Linked DNA regions of Homo sapiens: region 1 is linked to region 2. The links are chromatin loops, found by intact Hi-C in ENCODE. Cell type or tissue: transverse colon. All regions are shown on one strand. Each heading gives the region's core, and the rest is flanking DNA. Links, peaks and the distances in the headings are about the cores only.

Region 1 (11,041 bases), core at 1,379-9,378, 62 kb after region 2:
TACTTCATGTAAGACCATCAGGAGGCCTCAGGAAATCTGAAGCGGGGAGGTCAAAATTCTCTGATTGCCCACTCAAATGTCCTAATCCCACATCTCAGGGTCTTGCTCTTTCCCTATCTGGGCCTGACTTTTTAAAATTGCCATCGACCATGAGGCTGCTTCCCTTCCGCAAGCCAAACAAACCACCTACAACCATGCTCCTGCCAAGATGTACAAGAGAGGTTATACTAGAACCTAAGGAACAAGGGGGTCCCAAATTGGATGATCTCTGGGAAACCCGTGGGGCAGTTACAGTTCTTACTAGGGTCAGATTATGGTATCTCCTTCAAGCCATCCCCGCCTTCTGTGCCTGCCCCTGATCTCCACCAGTGGCAGGTACCCACCCTACACAGGGATTTGGTGATTGTGGAATCAGGTTCCCCTGAAAGACAATCACCCTATTCCATTAACTGTGGTTTGGGTTCCAAAAAATAAACACCACAGCCTGGCTCTGTTGGATGTGGATGCTCAAATCTCCCTAACCCAGGAAGCACTCATGCTTTAAAGGGACACTTCAAGGAGGTGACAGGCTTGGAAGGAAGATTAATAAGCCACTTAACTATTAAAGTTAGTCCCTAGGGCCGGGCATGGTGTCTCATGCCTGTAATCCCAACACTTTGGGAGGCCGAGGTGGGTGAATCACCTGAGGTCAGGAGTTTGAGACCAGCCTGGCCAACGTGGCAAAACCTTGTCTCTACTAAAAATACAAAAATTAGCTAGGTGTGGTGGCGTGTGCCTGTAATCCCAGCTACTCAGATGAGGCAGGAGAATTGCTTGAACCTGGGAGGCAGAGGTTGCAGTGAGCTGAGATTGTGCCACTGCATTCCAGCCTAGGCAACAGAGCAAGACTCCGTCTCTAAATAAATAAATAAATAAAGTTAGTTCCATTTTGCTAAGAAATACTTCTCTCTTGTTCCCACTACTGAATGGACCTCCTCAGTCAGCAGCAACAAGCCTAAGACTTTTACACTATTGGTGGGTGGGTTCCCTGTGGGAATCGGTCAGCCTTCCTCTATCCAGTTGAGGTGGTAGATACACCACTGTGCTGCCTAAGACAAGACACTGAAGGGTGCCAGCCTGTCGGGACTGACTTGGGTAAGAAGGGATGCTGATTCCTACCATCTCACCTTTCAGTTCCTTTAAGCCTGTGCTTAAAGCTGTTACTGATGACTGGACTTATTATAGATGATACAAAGCTAAACAATGCTGTTCTCTTCATTACAGCATCTCTACCAAATATTGTCACCTTAATGGATGACATTCAAAACAACATGGGTAAATGGTTTAGAGTTACTGCACAGACTTGGCTAACAGGTTTTATTCACTAAAATTTTTTCATGACAGCCAACCACAATTTGACTTAACCTTTGAGAGTCAACAGCACAGCTTTACCTGACTGCCTGCACTGTGGTGAAAGGCCTTTACTTACATCTGGACTTTGCTAAGAGGACCCCGATGCTTGCCCCACACTTCCCCCAAGAAACTTAGCTTTGGCATCATATCAGTGACATCCTCCTCACTGGTCCTGACCAAAACTTTGTTTCACAGGTCATCACAGCTGTGAGCAAGCACCCCACTGAGGGGATGGACAGTTGCCCCACATAAGGTGCAAGACCCCTCCTGACCTGTTAAAGTGTTGGGCTACACCTAGAACTCAGAGAGGTAAACTATTCCCAATTTGGCAAAAGAGAATCTCCTAGCTCTCCAACCTCCCACATCAATAAAGGGATTCAATCAACACTGGGATTCTGGCACCAATACATCCCTTCCTCCCATATTTCTTCGTATCCAGTCACCCACAAATTTTCTGCTTTTTAGTTATCAAAATTGAAGCCCTTACTAGGGCAGAGCCCATTTACCCTATGAACCAAGATTCCTATTATGCCCTGGGTAATGGAAAAAGCTTACTGTAAAACTGGATCAGCAACAGAAACCTTCTTACTACAATGGAAATGGTATTTACAGAATCAACTCACATTTAGTCCTACTGGAGTGTAACATTCCATGAGAAAATAGCCACATACCCTGCCACTGAGGTCAACTTGCCAAAATCCTGAAAATGCCTCTGCCTCTTGCTTAGTGGGGACTGGAGGGAGGATGGTCAGCAATCTCAAAACAAGAGAACCAATGGCCTCTCATTACTGATGAGGGAGCACAGGGCATAAGGAATTCAGACCAAGGAGAGCTACAGCCTTTAACCCCATTCAGACACTCATTCCATATGTGCATTACTCCTAGCAATAGATACGCCATTTTCCCAAGGTTTCTATCTTCATGAACTCTTGGTTAATGGCTAATGAGCTAACTACTTGGTTGGGACTTTGGCAATATCAGAGCTGGAAAATACAAGGCCAAGATATTCAGGGTAAAAAGATGTAGGGAAAATAATCATTATGAGACAGTATAGGAAAGAGACTTGGTCTTTGTAGACCGAGGCTCATGGGGCTCACATGTCCAGGCATATTCCCTCCCCTACCTTCTTGCCTCCCTTAACAAGCTGACCTAAGTCACATAGCAGAAGGGAAGCCTCTCCTAACTTAGCTGATCAGGCTGAATTCTTAACCACAAATAGAAGAAACTGTTTATTGCCTTAAGTGATGTCTCCCAAGGTTGCTAAAAGCCGGACTCTAGCATTCCTGATAAGAACCTGACCATATTCCAAGTTTACTAAAACAAAACTCTGGCATTCCCTATGAGAATTGGACCAGATCCAGTTGGCTGAAGACAAGATGGACTTCAGCACTGACCTTTCACTGAGTTTTCCTCATAATCTCACTGTAATACGAAAATCTCTGCCCAAATTGGGGCTTATCTACCATTTTCTAATTATGCAATGTATGTTAGGGCATGACACCCCACTGTACAGGCACAAAGAAAACTGCCTAAACAGGCTTCTGACAGAGCAGGAACATCACCATCTTGGACAAGCACCACCATTTTAAAATTCCCCTTGATCAGAAACCACCTAAATCCAAAGGGCATCAGCTAAGGTCAGCATGACCATAAATCACAAATGACATCTCCAACCAGAAACATTCCAACCCCTAAGATAAACCCCTCCCCAACCAGACACATGCCAGCCCCGAGATAACCTCCCCTCCAGCTGGAGACATTCCAAACCCCGCAATAAACTTCTCCTCCACACAGAAACATTCCAAGCCTGTGATAAGCTATCTTGCCCTAAAACACTTAAATACTCTTAGTCTGTAAGAGAGAGTGCTCCTGACTGAAATCGGCCAGAAACCCCTCTCAGGTTCATTCTCCAAAATAAACCTGTCTTTGACTGTTGAGCCACTTTTTGTGTTTCTTTCCTCTTTCTTTAACTCTCACAGCTTCTATGTCATTCCTTTCTCTGCCTCAGCTTCCTTAAAATGACAAGAGCTGAGCCCTTTTTGGCTGTAGCACTGGGGTCCTTTTCCTGGGCACTGCTCCCTTGCTTTGATTGAGCTCAAGCCCATTAAAACTTGCCTGAGAAAAATTACTGTTTGGCCTGGTATTAATTTGTATTTACTCGAGAGCCAAGATGCTGCACTAACACTTACAGTGGCTCCCATTCTGCCTACCTTGATGCACCGTACCTTGGCTCATACCAGACAAGACATGGAAGAGGCATGACACAACACCAAAGCTGATGAACTAACCATAGCATACCAGCAGATAAGCCTCTTGAAGGAGGCAGAGTCCTAGAGCTTTGGGATGAGCTACCCTATCCCATGCAAGGGCATGTAAGAGGAGAGGTCAGGGCATTTGGGCATCATGGGGTTACAAAAATGAATTATTATTTTTTATTTTTCTTTGAGATGGAGTCTTGCAGTGTCACCTAGGCTGAAGTGCAGTGGTGCAATATCGGCTCACTGCAACCTCTGCCTCCTGGGTTGAAGCAATTCTTGTGCCTCAGCCTGCCAAGTAGCTGGGACTACAGGCACGTGCCACCACACCTGGCTAATTTTAGTATTTTTAGTAGAGACGAGGGTTTCACCATGTTGCCCAGGCTGGTCTAGAACTCCTGACCTCAAGTGATCCACCCGCCTCTGCCTCCCAAAGTGCTGGGATTACAGGCGTGAGTCACCATGCCCGGTCAAAAAGGAATTATTAACAGAGGAGTCAACCCAGCAGAGACACATTTATGCAAGGTTATTAGGGACTGTACCATGCTAGAAATTTAGATACTGGGTTCACTGCCTGGGAGGAGAAATTCACAGGAAGGCCATTATCAGAACTGGCAAATCAACTTCAAAGGGCCTCCCCCTACAGTGACAGGAGCCAATGAATATGCTAAGGGATATCTACACAGGCCATCCATTTGCTTACCCATGTGAGGCAGGAACCTCTACTAATGTCACAATGGGTTACCAAAACAGCTTTTACAGCCTTTGGGTGTGCCACAAGTTACACAGTCAGATCAAGGCTCTTCTTGTACCACAAAGCAAATGCAACGATGGGTATTACAAAGTAACATTACAAAGTAACAGCAGTGGGTATCATAGAAAGATATAATGAGCTTTTAAAACGGGGGCTACTGAAACGATGTAGATGACAATGGTGACCTGAGTCATCAAAATGCTGCCTCTAGCCAGGGATGGTGGCTCACGCCTGTAATACTGGCGCTTTGGGAGGCAAGGTGGGTGGATTGCTTGAGCTCATGAGTTCAAGACCTGCCTGGGCAACATGATGAAACCTCGTCTCTAGTAAACATACAAAAATTAGGCATGGTGGCATGAGGTCTAGTTACTCAGGAGGCTTAGGTGGGAGGATGGCTTGAGCCCAGGAGGCAGAGGTTGCACTGAGCTGAGATTGCACCACTGTACTCCAGCCTGGGTGACAGAGCGTGACCCTGTCTCAAAAAACAAAAACAAAAAAAGCCAAGATGGTGTCCCAAGTCCTAATTACATTATATGAACTCTGCACCCCCTAGGGCATAACTACACAATATTTAAATTCACAACCAATGAGGGACTATCAACAAGAAAGGCTGCGACCTCTGCCCGTGACCACACTGGCCACAACGTAATTACAGTTTTCAGGTACACAGAAGCACTGATATGGCTGCACATGGCCAAGAAACCACTCGACACTTTTACCTTCCCCTTCTCCCTCATAGAAAACCCACAGCCTAACCACATCCCCCTTGATCCTGCCGCCCACATACATATAATACATATGTGTGTGTATACACATGTATATATGTATCTATTCATGGTGTGTATGTGTGTGTGTGTGTAAAGGAGAGGCTGGGCCGGGCACAGTGGCTCACGCCTGTAATCCCAGCATTTTGGGAGGCCGAGGTGGGCAGATCATGAGGTCAGGAGATCGAGACCACCCTGGCTAATGCAGTGAAACCCTGTCTCTACTAAAAATACAAAAAAATTAGGCAGGCATGGTGGCACGTGCCTGTAATCTCAGCTACTCGGGATGCTGAGGCAGGAGAATCACTTGAACCCAGGAGGCAGAGGTGCAGTGAGCTGAGATTGCACCACTGCACTCCGGCCTGGGCGACAGAGCAAGACTCCGTCTCAAAAAAAAAAAAAAAAAAATGAGGCCACTAAGATATTTTGTACTTGAATTACAAGTATATTTAAACATGAGGGTGGTAGATACGTCATGGTTAAGTAGGAATATACAAGCCTCTAGTCGCCTTGGTGTGTGCATTCTGATTGTTAGATTTTTTTTCTCTAGGATGCTGCAAACACATTTCAAAGTATAACCATGGAGTTATAGTATCAAAGAACTTAAGATTGAAAGGGCCTGTGGACATTATCTAGTCTGACTCTCATATTATAGCCTCAGAAAAAAATGAATGCCTACGAATGGAAACGGATTTGCCTAGCAATCCTGGAAAGAGCTGGGAACAGAACTTGACCTCTATTACACAGTAATAAAAATATTAATGGAAACAACAGTCATCACAAGAGCTAGTACCATTTTAGGGGTGGCTGCAATATGCCCTATATATATGTTATCTTATTTAATCCTTAAAAACAATATTTTAATATAGGTATTATCCTCATGTTGAATTTAAAAAATGAGTTTTTAAGTCTAGGAACATACAACTAATACATGGGAAAACCTACATTTAAATTGAGTTTTCTTATAGATACAAAATTCCATGTATTTCCCACTATTATTTTCACCTTAATTTTAATATTTATTATTATTTACTCATGCTATTAAAACTGTAGAAAATAATTGAAAATGATATCAATGAGAAGAGAACAGGATTAAGGCAAATATAATATGTATTTCATGATCAGTATCTGAAAGATCTCTAAAATAGCTCAGCTTTATTCTTGCCTCCAGGAGAATCTGTAAGAAAATAACACGTGCACTGCATATTACCACCTCAAGTTGTAAAGAAATAGAATCAGCTGGGAAAAAAATCAGCGCATTATTCTCTCTTTTGTAGGAGGTTTTGTTTATTATTTTAGAGGCAGTCCATTTGTGTCCTCAATTATCTAGTCCTTTTTTTTCTTTTTTGGCTTGTCCCAGTAGCCACTTCTACTGCTTTCTTGGGTCACAGAGAGATACAGAAGGAGACCCAGGTGTGTTCTGTCTGTATTGGATGTTTCAGATGAACTCGTCCCCTATGGTGGCACAGCATCAGTCACCACAATGGCTTTTGAGGAAAATAGCCAGTTGTCTTGTGAAGCTTTACCAAAAATCTCTTCAGGGCTGCTTTTTCTCTATCAATCTCCCTGATCTGGATGTCTAAAGCCTTCTGGATGCTTTGGATCTGAATCCTGGTTCTCCTTTCCTCTCCAAGGTTGTTCACGAAGGCCCTTCGCAGGTACAGGGAATCTCCTGCTTTGAAGGCGCTCTTATTCGTTACGAAGCCCATGCCACCTGTGTTCACACTTTGGTGGAGGATGTTCAAGACAGGACAGTGAGGCTGCCTGTAAATGTCTCTGGAAAATGATTCTCCTGTGGTTTGGAATATTATAACCACAGCACCATGGGAACAGAATCTTGGAGCTGAGTGGCATCAGAGATCCACTTAGCCCAAAACCCTTACATTTACTAGTGAGAAGATTTTAAGCTTGCAGCTGTTCTTAGTGTAAAAATATAGATGAGTGCATTGATAGACCAGAATGGCCATAAGGATGCTGACTGCCATCCTGGGCTTCTACTTAGGCTGAAAGGTAAGTGCCTTTCGGTCCTCATAAATCAGGACCAGAATGTTTATGGAGAGAAAAAACTAGAAAGTTGATTCAATAAATTTGTTTAGTTTCAGAAGCAATTCTTTATTCCTTTATGTGTATGCATCCTTGAAGTTGTTAAATAATTAAGATTGTGCCATTTGTCTAGGTTTGGGGTTACACTTAAATTAGATAACTTTTTCATGAGGTATTTAGTTTTCATATAAGAAAGAACAGGAAACAGAAAAATACACGTTATCTATTCTTTTGCTCAAAAAGGAAACAAGAAATCTAAACGAAAAACCAGTAAGATTAGAGAGACAGGAAGAGGCAGGGTAGATAGGATGGGGGAATGGGAGTAGAAAAGGAGGAATAGGAAGAGGGATACCTTTTTGAGTGTACCCTTTACCTGTTCTTATATTTAGAAACAAGCTAATTTTTCATGTGCTCAAAAATAATTAAGGAGTGGGAGGGATGCTACCCTAAACTACTTTATGTGTATTCTAAGATTGTGCAAAGAAGTAAATACAATATGGATAATGAGGGCCGGGTTCTCTCTGTTGGAGAAGGAGCTATAAATAAGAAAGGAAGAAGGTTAAACTATACCTGTGGTGCTGAATTGGAATTGCAGATACCAGTATAAATTTATGATTCTACGAATCAGTATGAATCTGTAGTTATGTGAATCCATTATTACATGAACCAGTATGAATGAATGGTTCTATGAATCAGTATGAATTCTTGTGAAGAATGGCCCACTAGACCTTCTGGCCTTCAAAGGTACCTTAGGAGTTGGGATTTTGTGACTCTTCCTCGCATGAATTGAGCCCCATTTATTCCCAGCTTCAGAATTATTTCTGAAAAATTCAGAAGACAGGTTTTATGTCTCCTCTTTGGGTTTTATCTCTGACTTTCACCTAAGTCTTGATTATGTTATTTTATTCCTTTAAAATTCATCATGAGCAGATACATGTCAAATTCTTCCTGCTGTCTTTAATCAGGAGCAGAAAATCGGAGCAATGTGTCCTTCATGTCTAGGAAGGGGCATTTTTCTTCTGACAGGATAATTTTATTAGTTTTCAACTTTCAACTATAGCCTTTGGAAAGCGTCAAAAGACTTAGTATTCATATTCATGTCACTAACTAGAAATGAATGTACTTACTGAGAGCCCAATCAGGCCCACACACTTGGAAGTGACATCTCAAGAGACCTTTCCAGACAGGACACTCTGGCAGAGATGACCAAGCTGGCACGAGGTGTGGAAATGAATGTTTGGACAGAAAAGACTTGGGCAAGAAAACCCCTTCAAATCACTGAAAGGCTGGCCTGTGGAAAAGGAAGTAGACACTGTGCCCTGACCGCAAAACCAGGATCAGCAGATGGAAACAGCACATTACTGCTCAGGGCCAGGAGGAATTTCCCCAACTTCTAGAGGTGTCCACTGATAAAATAAAATCATTGTCACTGGCGATGTTCAAACTGAAACTGAAAGATCATCACAGGGGTGTATACAAAGCAAGAAGCTAGATGGTGTCACCTCCTTTGGAAATATCCTTCACCGACCTGACATAGATGTGAACTATGCCCTGAGGTGGACTCCTCTGAGACACCCTGAGCACTGCCCTGCTTTGGAGGATGTTTGAAGAGTGGCCATGGCCTGGGAGGATCTGGGCTGCTCTCCCACAGGCTGTCAAGTCTAAAGTTTGCTAGTTTTCATGCAGGTGAATGTCAGTACATATATGCAGAAGACATAAACTTGAACATATAGCAATACAAACTGTCCAAAGTAAAAGAAAAACAAAAGACTGAAAATAAAGAACAGATCATAAGTGACCTGTGGGAAAACTTCAAGCAGCCTAAATACAAATACCTGTAGTCCCTGAAGAAGAGGAGAATGGAAGAGAAAAATTATTTGATGCAATAACGGCCATAATTTTAAAAAATTGGATGAAAACTATAAACTCACAGATCCAAATAATTCAATGAAACAGAAGAACAAGAAACAAGAAGAAAATAAAACCAAAGCATATCATAATAAAATTTTTCACTACTAGTGATAAAACAGCCAGAGAAATAATATTACATATAAAGGAGCAATAAGAATAACAGAAGAGGCCAGGCATGGTGGCTCTTGCCTGTAATCCCAGCACTTTGGGAGGCCGAGATGGGCGGATCACGAGGTCAGGAGTTTGAGACCAGCCTGGCCAACATGGTGAAACCCCATCTCTACTAAAAATACAAAAATTAGCCAGGCATGATGGTGTGTGCCTGTAATCCTAGCTACTCAGGAGGCTGAGGCAGGAGAATTACTTGAACTCGGTAGGCGGAGGTTGCAGTGAGGCGAGATTGTGCCACTGCACTCCAGCCTGAGCAACAGAGCGAGACTCCATCTCGAAAAAAAAAAAAAAAGAATAACAGATTTCTCCTAAGAAACAAATTAAACTAGAAAAAAACAAAAGCACCATCTTTATAGTATTAAAATTAAAAACAAAACAAACTGTCAACCTAGAATTATATCCTCAACAAAAACTAATTTTAGAAATGAAAGACAAGGATAATCACTTTTTTTCAGAAAGGGAAAATCTGAATGAATTAATCACCAGCACATGTGCCCTATAAGAAATGTTACAAGAAGTCCTTCAGGCAGAAGGAAAAGGATGCCATATGGATATATGCATCTTCACAAAGGAATAAAGAACACTAGAGGCCGGGTGCGGTGGCTCATCCCTGTAATCCCAGCACTTTGGGAGGCCTAGGCGGGCGGATCAGGAGGTCAGGAGATCGAGACCATCCTGGCTAACGCGGTGAAACCCCGTCTCTACTAAAAATACAAAAAATTAGCTGGGTGCGGTGGCAGGTGCCTGTAGTTCCAGCTACTCGGGAGGCTGAGGCAGGAGAATGGCATGAACCCGGGAGGCGGAGCTTGCAGTGAGCGGAGATAGCGCCACTGCACTCCGACCTGGGCGAAAGAGCGAGACTCCATCTCAAAAAAAAAAAAAAAATACTAGAGCCGGGCACAGTGGCTCATGCCTGTAATCCCAGCACTTTGGGAGGCCGAGGCAGGCAGATCACGAGGTCAAAAGATCAAGACCATCCTGGCCAACATGGTGAAACCCTGTCTCTACTAAAAAAATACAAAAATTAGCTGGGTGTGGTGGCATGCACCTGTAGTCCCAGCTACTCTGGAGGCTGAGGCAGGAGAATCCCTTGAACCCAGGAGGTGGAGGTTGCAGTGAGCCGAGATTGTGCTACTTTACTCCAACCTGGTGACAGAGTGAGACTCCATTTCAAAAAAAAAAAGAACACTAAAAATAGTAAGTATGTGGGTAAATATAAATGATATATGTTTTCTTATTTTACAATTCTCTTTGGAAGACTTTCTAAAGCATAGTAATAATACATCGTGGGGTTTATGATATCTGTAGAAGTAACATATATTGTAATAATAGCAAAAAAGCCAATAGAGTAGAAATGGAACTATACTATTGTAAGGTCCTTATGCTATCACATGAAGTAGTATAATATTACAGAAAGTTAGTGACGAAGAAGTATAAACAAACATAGGGCAACCACTACAAAAAATAAAAAAGACAGTTACAGCTAATAAGCCAACAAAAGAGATAAAAATAAAGCTAAAACAATTACTCATTCCAGAAAGAAGGAGGAAGCTGAGAACCCTGCATAGAGTTGCCCAGCTCCTGGCCCTGAACAGGTCCTAAGGGAGGGTGAGTGAAGGAACTATGGGCAACACACTCCTGCCATGGGCTTCTGGGATCCTATAGCCACAAGAGATGCCATGGCCCCACAGTGGGGTCATGCCCGGGGAACTGCCAGAGAGTAACCAGAGGCAGAGCTCATGCCTGCGTGG
Region 2 (11,041 bases), core at 1,611-9,610:
ACATATCAAGGCTAAAGACAATAGCTGCATCCTGGAGGGCCAGGGCCTTTGCCAAGCATCAAAAGGACTGGTCTACTGCAGGAGCTCGACTCCTGCCCTTCAGAACCCAGGGTCTCCACCCCTTCCCAGTTCCCTCCCCAAGCTGCCAGAGTGCCACCTGCTGGGGGCCTCAGAGGAATTGCCCTCTGCCCCCAGGAACTGCCCTCTGCCAAGTTTTGTCCCTTTCCTGGGAGCAGCCTGGATCTGATGGTTGCATGTGCCGCAAAGCCAGGAATTCAGAGGGGCCAATCTCACCCAGAGTCCATTCCAGACAGCCAGCTACGGAGAAGGCATATTTCCTTGGGGTGGCACTGGATTGAAAGTCCTTCAAAAATGCTACATGAGAAGTGCCATGTGGTGTTAAACAAGACTCTAGGATTTCAGGGCAGCAGGTAGTGAGCAAGAGCCCCAGCCTGCCCCCTCCTCCTACTGCCCTTGCTTTCATGGAGAACATTTGCGTTCTTCTTTGGAAGTAAAGAAAGTAATGCATAATAACTTTCTTTGACAAGTATGTCTTTCTGCCGTGAGCTAACAGGCACTGGACTGAGACGCAGGAAAGCCTGCAGTGAATCCTAACAGTTCACTTCCCTCTTACAATGTGAATTCATTCAAATTAGACCTTCGAGTGAAAGCCTCTTAATTAGATGATTTCCTAAGTCCCCATTGATGTCTCCTTTCCCATACAAAGGCATCTACAAATGACTGCATGTTTAGTCCTGAAGTAGTGGCTTTGAGAAACAGGCTTCAGAGGGAAGTGAAATATAACCAGGTTAGCAGGCCATGCATCAGCTATTGACTGAATGAGTGCCAGGAAGTCACCTGAGGAGATATCATCAAACTACTGCTCCTCTTGCAGCCTATCATGCAGATAATAGTAGAAAAAAGTTGCAGGATCTGGAGTCATTTTCAAATAGTTATCAATGATCACCATCATGTGATCCACAAGCAGGTCCCTTCATCGTCCCTAGAACATATCTTATCTTTTATTATCACTTGTGGATTTTGCATGAATTTGCATGAAGTCTCTCCCATTACCCCTCAAACCTAGTAAAAAGTTTCCAAAGCCCTTTCTAAGCACTGCAAGTCAAAACAACTTTGACTTGGCCAGGAGCGGTGGATGACGCCTGTAATCCCAGCACTTTGGGAGGCCGAGGCGGGAGGATCACCTGTGGTCAGGAGTTCGAAACCAGCCTGGCCAACATGGTGAAACCCTGTCTCTACTAAAAATACAAAAATTAGCTGGGCATGGTGGTGTTTGCCCATAATCCCAGCTACTTGGGAGGCTGAGGCAGGAGAATAGCTTGAACCCAGGAGGCGGAGGTTTTTAGAGAGCTGAGATCATGCCATTGCACTCCAGCCTGGGCAACAAGAGCAAAATTCCATCTCAAAAAAAAAAAAGACAAACTCTGGCAACCTGTATTATATGGTACCTGTGTTATCTATGGGCTTTGAAACTCATCGGCTATTATGTATGGTCCTGTCTTTCCATGTTCTTTGCCTACATCTCTACTGAGCATCTTTCTATGGTTCAGGGATATTACATATTTCCTCCTCTGCAGTTATAAAGGTGTATTTCGTGGAAGAGCTATGCAGTAAATCCTAATTAATGCACTTAAAGAATTTTTTAGGCCAGGTGCAGTGGCTCACATCTGTAATCCAAGCACACTGGGAGGCCGAGGCAGGCAAATCACCTGAGGTCAGGAGTTCGAGACCAGCCTGGCCATCATGGTGAAATTGTCTCTACTAGAAATACAAAAATTAGCCGGGCATGGTGGCTGTGCCTGTAATCCCAGCTACTTGGGAGGCTGAGGCAGGAGAATCACTTGAACCCAGGAGGCAGAGGTTGCAGTGAGCTGAGATCGCGCCATTGCACTCCAGCTCAGGCAACACTCCGTCTCAAAAAAAGGAAAAAGAAAGAGAGAGAGAATTTTTAATCAAACAATCTGGCTTATTATTTTTGAATATATTACTTAAGTCTTCCTTCAGGACCCAGACAAAATTCCCATAGGATGCCCATACATACACCCCATCCCTGTCCCCCCACCACCACCAACAGCCAGCTTCTCCCCTTCCGGGCACACACAATGCACAGGTCATATTCTGCCCATAGTCCTTTGGCTTCATTTTCTCACATGCATATCAAGACCAGAACCAACCGCTTGTTAAAGGATTTCAAGGTGTTTAGCATATGCATGAGGAAGAAACACCCAGGGCCTGGAAGGTGACTAGATTACCCATTTTCTTCTTACCTGTTTATTGAGTAATGGGCGGTGACTGCTTTCAGCCTGTAAGTAGGAAGTAGACTGATGCAAGATGACTCTTGAAAAAAAAATAACTTTAAAAATGTATTTAAATTGCCCCTAGATCGCTTTACTTAATGTGTGTATTAGCCCATTTTGCATTGCTAATGGAATTCTTCAGACTGGACAATTTCTAAAGAAAAGAGATTTCTGGGCTCACAGTTCTGCAGGCCGTGTAAGCATGGTACCCGCATCTGCTCAGCCTCTGGGGAGGCCTCAGGACATTTTCACTCATGGCGGAAGATGAGCAGGGAGCAAGTGTGTCACATGACAAGAGAGGAAGCAAAAGAGATGCCAGGCTTTTTTAAACAGCCAGCTCTTGCATGAATTAATAGAGCAAGAATTGACCCATTACCACAGGGAGGTCACCAAGCCCTTCCAGAGGGATCCGCTCCCGTGACACCTCCCACCACGCCCCACCTCCAACTTTGAGGATTATATTTTAATGTGAGATTTGGAGGGGTCAATGTCCAAACCATGTCACTCTGACTGTAAGTTGAGCTCAGAACCAAGTATATTCTTTCTTTTATTCGCTTTCCACTGCTTCCATTTTGTTACAAAACAGCCCTTAGAGAATATCAAATTGGCGGGGCACGGTGGCTCATGCCTGTAATCTCAACACTTTGGGAGGCCGAGGTGGGTGGATTACCTGAGGCCAGGAGTTCAAGACTAGCCTGGCCAACATGGTGAAACCCCGTCTCTACTAAAAATACAAAAAATGAGCCGGGCGTGGTGACACGCGCCTATAGTCCCAGCTACTCGGGAGGCTGAGGCAGGAGAATCGCTTGAACCTGGGAGGCGGAGGTTGCAGTGAGCCCAGATCGTGCCACTGCACTCCAGCCTGGCGACAGAGCAAGACTCCGTCTCAAAAAAAAAAAAAGTATATATATATATGTGTGTGTATATATATATATATATATATATACACACACACACATATATATGCGCTATCAGTCTTTAGGTACAAAAGTGAGACTTCCAAATTTAAAGGCAGATCTTTAAAAAAATCAGATCTGGGAGAGAACTAGAGAAAACAATTGGGGTAACTCCCAACTGTACAAACATACATCTATTGTTTCTCTTGCTGGTCTTACAAAGGTGGGTCAGGTAAAACCAGAGGTGTTGATGTGGCAGGACTGACCACCGAGTTATTTGTGGTGAAGGAAATTGAAGCAATAAGAGGAAAGGAAAACTACTGATTTTTCCCTAAAACTAGACTCTTTTAAAAATGGAAACTCATTTCTTTGAAGAAGCGGCAGGATTTTTTATTCTGCTCTAGCTCTGTGGGGTGCCTGGTTGAAGAGCCGCGCACATTGACTTGAGGGTTCGGTCTTGAAGGAGCGGTAAAGGGCCGCTCATTGTGGAGGAGACGGGGCAACCGTCAGGAAACTTGGCTGCAGGTGAACAGTGCCCCTGAGAACCGTGAGAAGTTCCCCCAGATGCCCGGCTAAAAGACAATGAGCTGGATTCAGAATAAACAAGTTAGTTCACACAAAACTGTAAGTTCCTTGCCCGAAGGATTAATTGTCAAAGAGAAATGAGAGGCTCTCTCTTCCCAGAAAGCTTTAAAATGGAGACCCAAGAATATGGCGGCAACCGTGGCAGCAGCTTGGTTTTTGGATCTTATAACATCTTTTAAAGAGAGAGAGAGAGAAGGCCAGGCGCAGTGGCTCACGCCTGTAATCCCAGCACTTTGGCAGGCCGAGGTGGGCGGATCACAAGGTCAGGTGATTGAGACCATCCTGGCCAACATGGTGAAACCCCGTCTCTACTAAAAATACAAAAATTAGCTGGGCGTAGTGGCGGGCACCTGCAGTCCCAGCTACTCGGGAGGCTGAGGCAGGAGAATCTCTTGAACCCGGGAGGCAGTGGTTGCAGTGAGCCGAGATTGCGCCACTGCACTCCAGCCTGGCCACACAGCTAGACTCCGCCTCATTAAAAAAAAAAAAAAAAAAAAAAAAAAGTGGGAGCTGAAAATTGGGTACTCATGGACAGTAAGATGGCAACAATAGAAACTGGGCACTGCGACTCTATGGCCGGGTGCAGTGGCTCATGCCTGTAAACCCAGCACTTTGGGAGGACGAGGCAGGAGGATTGCCTGAGTTCAGGAGTTCGAGACCAGCCTGGGCAACATGGCGAAACCCCATCTCTACTAAAATACAAAAAATTAGCAAGGAATGGCGGTGTGCCCCTGTGGTCCCAGCTACTTGGGAGGCTGAGGCAGGAGAATTGCTTGAACCCAGAGGCGGAGGTTGCAGTGAGCCAAGATCGTGCCACTGCACTCCAGCCTGGGCGACAGAGTGAGACAAAAAGAAAGAAAGAAAGAGAGAAAGAGAGAAGGAGAGAGAGAAGAAGGAAGGAAGGAAAAGAGGAAGAAGAAGGAAGGACGGAAGGAAGGCACGCACTACTAGAGAGGGGAGAGAGGGGGTGGGGGTTGAAAAATTCACTATTGGGTACTGTGCTCAGTACCTGGGTGATAGGATCAATCGTACCCCAAACCTCAGCATCACACAATATACCCAGGTAACAAACCTGCACAGGTACTCCCTGAATCTAAAATAAAAGATTCTTTAAAATAAAAAATAAAATGTCAAGTATGATTTGACAGTGTATCTACTACAAACTTCACAATGGAAATATGACAAACTTAGATATCCTAGAAAATCCTGGGGGATCCATTCTTCTTTACTTTGCTGGTCAGAATGAGAGCTAATGGGGTCAAGTGGTTTCAGGGGCCAAGGGAAAATTTCCCCTTTGCCCTCTGAAGATTTGCTAAAAAATCAACTCACAAAAGGCAGATTAATTGGAGAGAAGGCACAGAAGTTTATTGGTGTGCACAGGGGAGAACCACAGAGTGATTGCCCAGTATCTCAATGGGGTGCAAATGCTTTTACACCTTACTGCTTAAGAGAAAGGGAGATGGAAAAGTGTGGATGATTTTAGGGGAATAGTAAATGACTTTCAGTGGATATTTAAAACATACAATGGTAGCCAGGCACGGTGGCATGCTCCTGTAATCCCTGCTACTCAGGATGCTGAGGCAGGAGAATCACTTGAAGCTGGGAGGTAGAGGTTGCAGTGAGCTGAGATCACACCACTGCATGCCAGCCTGGGCGACAGAGTGAGACTCCATCTTAAAAAAAAAAAAGAAAAGAAAGAAAGAAAACAGATATTCCCATTACTATTGGTGCATCACAGACCATCCCCAAATTTAGTGCTGCAGCTTTGCCACCATCATTTACTATACACACAAATCCTATGGCTCAAGAATTTAAACTGAGCAGACCAGGGATGGCTTGTCTCTGTTCCACAGTGTCTAGGGCCTCAGCTAGGACAACTCAATGGCTGGGGCTGGATCATCGGGAGTCATCTTCATTCACATATTAAGAATCAATAAGGCCGGGCGTGGTGGCTCATCACTGTAATCCCAGCCCTTTGGGAGGCCGAGGTGGGCAGATCACCTGAGGTCAGGAGTTCGAGACCAGCCTGACCAACATGACGAAACCCTGTTTCTACTAAAAATACAAAAATTAGCCGGGCATGGTGGTGGGCTCCTGTAATCCCAGCTACTCGGGAGGCTGAGGCAGGGAGAATTGCTTGAACCTGGGAGGCAGAGGTTGCAGTGAACCGAGGTTTCGCCGTTGCTCTCCAGCCTGGGTGACAAAGGGAGACTCTGTCTCAAAAAAAAATAGAATTGATAGTTGGGCAAGGTGGTTCATGCCTATAATCCCAGCACTTTGGGAGGCCAAGGCAGGAGGATCGCTTAAGCCCAGGAGTTTGACACCAGCCTGAGCAACATGGCAAGACCTCATCTCTATTTATTTAAAAAAGAAAAAAAAAAAAAAAGAGGCCAGGCACGGTGGCTCACACCTGTAATCCCAGCACTTTGGGAGGCCAAGGTAGGTGGATCACCTGAGGTCAGGAGTTCGAGACCAGCCTGGCCAACATGGTGAAACCCCATCTCTACTAAAAATACAAAAATTAGCCGGGCATGGTGGTGGGCGCCTGTAATCCCAGCTACTCGGGAGCCTGAGGTGGTAGGAGAATTGCTTGAACCAGGAGGCGGAGGTTGCAGTGAGCTGAGACCGCACCACTGCACTCCATCCCGGGCAACAGAGCAAGACTCTGTCTCAAAAATAAATAAATAAATAATAATAAAATAAAATAAATTTAATTTAATTAAAAAAAATGATAATCCCTGTTGACCAGGGCATCACTGGACTTTTGGCTGAAACAACTACACATAGCCCCACTATGTGGTATCTCTGCATGGACTAGTTTGGGCTTCTTCATGACATAGCTTCCCAAGAAAACCAGGTGGAAATGACCTTCTTTTATGACCTCATTTTAGAAGTTGCAGAGAATCAACTTCATCCTAGTCAAAAACCCATGCAAATCTAAGAGGAGAAAACAGAGACTCTACTTTTCAAGTGTCAAAATTATTGCAAGAAGAGGGTATAGAGTTAGAGATATTGTGGTAGCCAACATTGGAAAAATCTAATACTCCCTTAACAGGAAACGAGAAAACAGCAATCAACTTTGAAAGCTGGAAAAATAAAGAAAACTAATGATTAATTTTGCAAACCTAAGAAAGATGATTTTTTAAATTTATTTATTTATTTATTTATTTTTTAGACAGAGTCTCAGTCTGTTGCCCAGGCTTGGAGTGCAATGGCACAATCTCAGCTCACTGCAACCTCCACCTCCCAGGTTCAAGCAACTCTCTTGCCTCAGCCTCCCAAGTAGCTGGAATTACAGGTGTGTGCCACCACACCTGGCTAATTTTCGTATTTTTAGTAGAGACGGGGGTTTTGCCATGTTGGCCAGACTGGTCTCGAACTCCTGACATTAGGTAATCTGCACACCTTGGCCTCCCAAAGTGCTGGAATTACAGGTGTGAGACACCACACCTAGCCTAAGAAAGATAATTCTAGGCCAGAAGCGAGTTCAGCTGAGAATCAAGATGTTTAAGAAGCAGTTGGATCCCTCGATCCCATTCCCCACCCCACAGGGCTGGGTAACATTCAGCAGAACGCTGGAGGTCTATTTTCTTGAGAGGACCTTTGGGCTGAGAGTTGACCACAACAGTTGAGCTTAAGGGCACATTCCTCAAAAAGGGACGCAATTACATTGATGCAAACTGATTGCTGACAGCCCCAGCCCTCTTGGCTCACAGAATGCTAAAACCACATAAGAACCCTTCAAACAGGAAATTGGAAGACTACTTTCTGGAGAATCTGAACAGTACATGAGGAAAAAGCAAGTAATATTGATACACGTATTGGGTTCCCTAATAGCATACACACAGACCTCACGGTGAATTGCAAGGTAAACAAGCCACACCTACTTACAAGACTTCCAATAAGTTGTTCAGTTCCATATTTCTAACTGCAAGCCAGGCTGGGTGCAATGGTTCACGCCTGTAATCTCAGCACTTTGAGAGGCCGAGGCAGGCAGATTGCTTGAGCCTAGGTGTTGGAGCCCAGCCTGGGCAACATAGCCAGACCCTGTCTCTACAAAAAAACTCATAACACTAGCCAGGAGTGGTGGCAAATGCCTGTACTCCCAGCTACTTGGGAGGCTGAGGGAGGAGGATCACTTAAGCCCAAGAAACCATGGAGGCTACAATAAGCTTTGGTTGCACCATTGCACTCCAGACTGACCAACAGAGTGAGACCCTATCCCCCAAAAAAGAAAAAACCCTGAGCAGACAACCAAGATTTACCAGACAAAGCCTCTAAAATGGAAGATATGGGCCAAAACAAGCAGAGACAGAAGCAAGTTGGAGGAACAAAACTATGGAAATGTATTATCATGTTCACATATTTAGAATTTCTTTGATGATATTACACATCTATCTATGCCTATTTAGAGTATGCATATGAATATATAACTATGAAAAACAAAGAGGTTGCTGTTAAAAAGAGCATTCAGAACAGAGGAAAAACAAAAGGTGAGTAATTAAAAACTTAGTAGAATAGTTGGAAGAGCAAGTTGGGGAAATCTCTCAGAAGGTGGAGCAAAAGTACAGAGATGAAAATGAAAATGTTAAAATCAGAGATTAAGTTCATGGATTCCAATGTTATGACAGGATTTCCAGAAGAGAGAATGGGAGGAGGAGGAGTGTTGGGAAAGAGGGAAGGAAATTAAATGTTGGACTGGCAAGATTCTTTCGTTTTTGTTCAACTGATAGCAACAACTATTCTTATTAGTGGTATTGGCCAAACTCTCCTAAAGTCATTCTTTTATTTATTTATTTATTTTTTTGAGATGGAGTCTCGCTCCGTCACCCAGGCTGGAGTGCAGTGGTGCAATCTCGGCTCACTGCAACCTCTGCCTCCCGGGTTCAAGGGATGCTTCTGCCTCAGCCTCCTGAGTAGCTGGGATTACAGGCGCATGCCAGCATGCCCAGCTAATTTTTGTATTTTTAGTAGAGATGGGGATTTCACCATGTTGGTCAGGCTGGTCTCGAACTCCTGACCTCGTGATCTGCCCGCCTCGGCCTCCCAAAGTGCTGGGATTACAGGTTTGTTTGTTTGTTTGTTTGTTTTAAGGATTTTTGGCTGTAAGTTTATTCAATGCAAAAGAATCCTCTCCAATTTTACTGAGGTGGCTGACCACGTCCATGACCAAATCCGCCTCTAAACTGGAATTCGGTTGCTGACCCAGCCCCAGCCTCAGCTTTCTTGCCGGCACCAGGTGGCACAGCACTCATCTGTGGGTATCTCTGTCAGCTTCCCCTCTTGCGAGTCTCGTAGGTCGCTCAATCTCCAGACCTTTAGGCCGAGGCCTGCCAGTCTCTGGACGGCTACGGCATAGGGTGGCAGGCACAATCTCTGGGGGCAGATGAAGGTAATCACGGAGATACTGGATACCCTCATTGGTAAGATACCAGTAGAAATGTCTCCAGGCAAACTGTTCCTTCACATAGCCTCGGGACTTGAGAAACTGCATGGCCTTCATGACATGAAGGTTGGGCACATTCTTGTCTGCCAGCTCCGGGTGCTTAGGCATGTGGACATCCTTCTTGGCCACCATGACTCCCTCCTTAAAAAGGAGTTCATAAATGGCAATCCGGTTCTTCTTAGGCATCAACATCTCTGCAGCTGCAAGGGCCGGGCTGGGGCTGGGAAAGGGGATTACAGGTTTGAGCCACCACACCCGGCCCCAAATTCATTCTCAAGTAAAATCGGGGGTAGGGGCTGGGTCATCCAATGCTGTGCAATGAACTCTGCTCTGTTGAGACTCACTACAGAGGTTGGGCATGGTGGCTCACATCTGTAATCTCAGCACTTTGGGAGGCTGAGGCAGGCGGATCACAAAGTTAGGAGTTCGAGACCAACCTGACCAACGTGGTGAAACCCTGTCTCTACTAAAAATACAAAAATTAGCCAGGCGTGGTGGAGCTCGCCTGTAATCCCAGCTACTCAGGAGGCTGAGGCAGGAGAATCGCTTGAACCCGGGAGGCAGAGAATGCAGTAAGCCAAAATTGCACCACTGTACTCCAGCCTGGATGACAGAGTGAGACTTCGTCTAAAAAAAGAAGAATTAGATTGGCATGGTAGGTGCCTGTGGTCCCAGCTATTCAGGAAGTTGAAGTGGGAGGATCACTTGAGCCCAGAAAGTCAAAGCTGCAGTGAGCTGTGATTGCACCACTGCTCTCCAGCCCAGGAAACAGTGAAACCCCGTCTCTAAATACATGAATAAATAAATAAGTTTTTAAAAATAAAAATAAAAATGATTTGCTTTAAAAAAAAATCTACCTGGTATCATTTGGTTTCTAGATCCAGTTGAAGAGACCACTGAGAGCTAAAAGTGGGGCTGGAGGTGATCTCTGGCTCCCCTAACATTCTTGATCAAAAATCACACAGTGCCTTAACCACTCTGTGATGCAGTCAGCTACAGGTTTTTCCCTGCAGGCTTGACCCAAAGCTGGGCCTCAGCATTGATAAAGATACCTAGGTTGTTTGCCAAAAACACAGAAAGAAACTGGCCCTGACCCTCAGCTAAATTCCTTCAACCCTGACATCTATAAACCCTGGTCCCCCTACTGCAGACATACCTAGGGAGAAGATGCTTGTCTCTCGCTGTCCCTCGAGTGGGTTGCTGCAGCCTCTGTATGTAGGTTCCCTAATAAATGCTCTGGATTCATCACCCTGGTGTTACTGGTGTTAGTGCTTTTTTTTTTTTTTTTTTTTTTTTTTTTTTTTTAAGACTTAGTTTCACTCTTGTCCCCAGGCTGGAGTGCAATGGCACGATCTCAGCTCACTGCAACCTCCGCCTCCCAGGTTCAAACTATTCTCCTGTCTCAGCCTCCCAAGTAGCTGGGACTACAGGCGTGCGCCACCATGCCCGGCTAATTTTTCTATTTTTAGTAGAGATGGGGTTTCACCATGTTGGCCAGGCTGGTCTCGAACTCCTGACCTTGTGATCCACCCGCCTCGGCCTCCCAAAGTGCTGGGATTACAGGCATGAGCCACTGCGCCTGGCTAGTGCTTCTTTCTTTGGAATCCCAACCAACCCCATCTTGGGATGGTATGGGGCACTCCCTTCTGGCAATTTCCCTGCCAGCATTTTGAGGCAACTCTAGCTGTGTGCTTGGCGGGACAAAACAAGACCATGTGGAGCACAAGTGTTGGTGTATTTTGCTCTTTCCTTTAGGCCAAGTCCTACCCTAAGTCCTCATGTGTATTAATTAGTCC

Evidence for each region. Peaks named below come from ENCODE experiments on the same cell type or tissue, not always from the same donor. Only the 100,000 strongest peaks of a DNase experiment are listed, where the experiment ranks them.
Region 1: a loop joins it to region 2, with 14 times the contacts of the local background. A loop is called at or near these places in 2 of 110 quality-filtered maps.

What each region holds. Positions count from the first base shown.
Region 1 is chr9:87,952,100-87,963,140 of GRCh38, reverse strand. LOC122394732 reads right to left here and starts at 6,927. Exons shown (of 1, transcript NM_001395917.1): 1 at 6,258-6,927. The coding sequence starts at 6,874. The coding sequence ends at 6,641. RefSeq lists an enhancer at 10,650-11,041. In transverse colon, for the core only: no CTCF peak of the experiment used is centred there; a DNase peak (open chromatin) is centred at 3,138; H3K27ac peaks cover 2,150 bases.
Region 2 is chr9:88,014,696-88,025,736 of GRCh38, reverse strand. It overlaps the pseudogene RPS10P3. Among named protein-coding and RNA genes, the nearest start is that of CDK20, 46 kb to the right of the region's middle. In transverse colon, for the core only: no CTCF peak of the experiment used is centred there; a DNase peak (open chromatin) is centred at 7,748.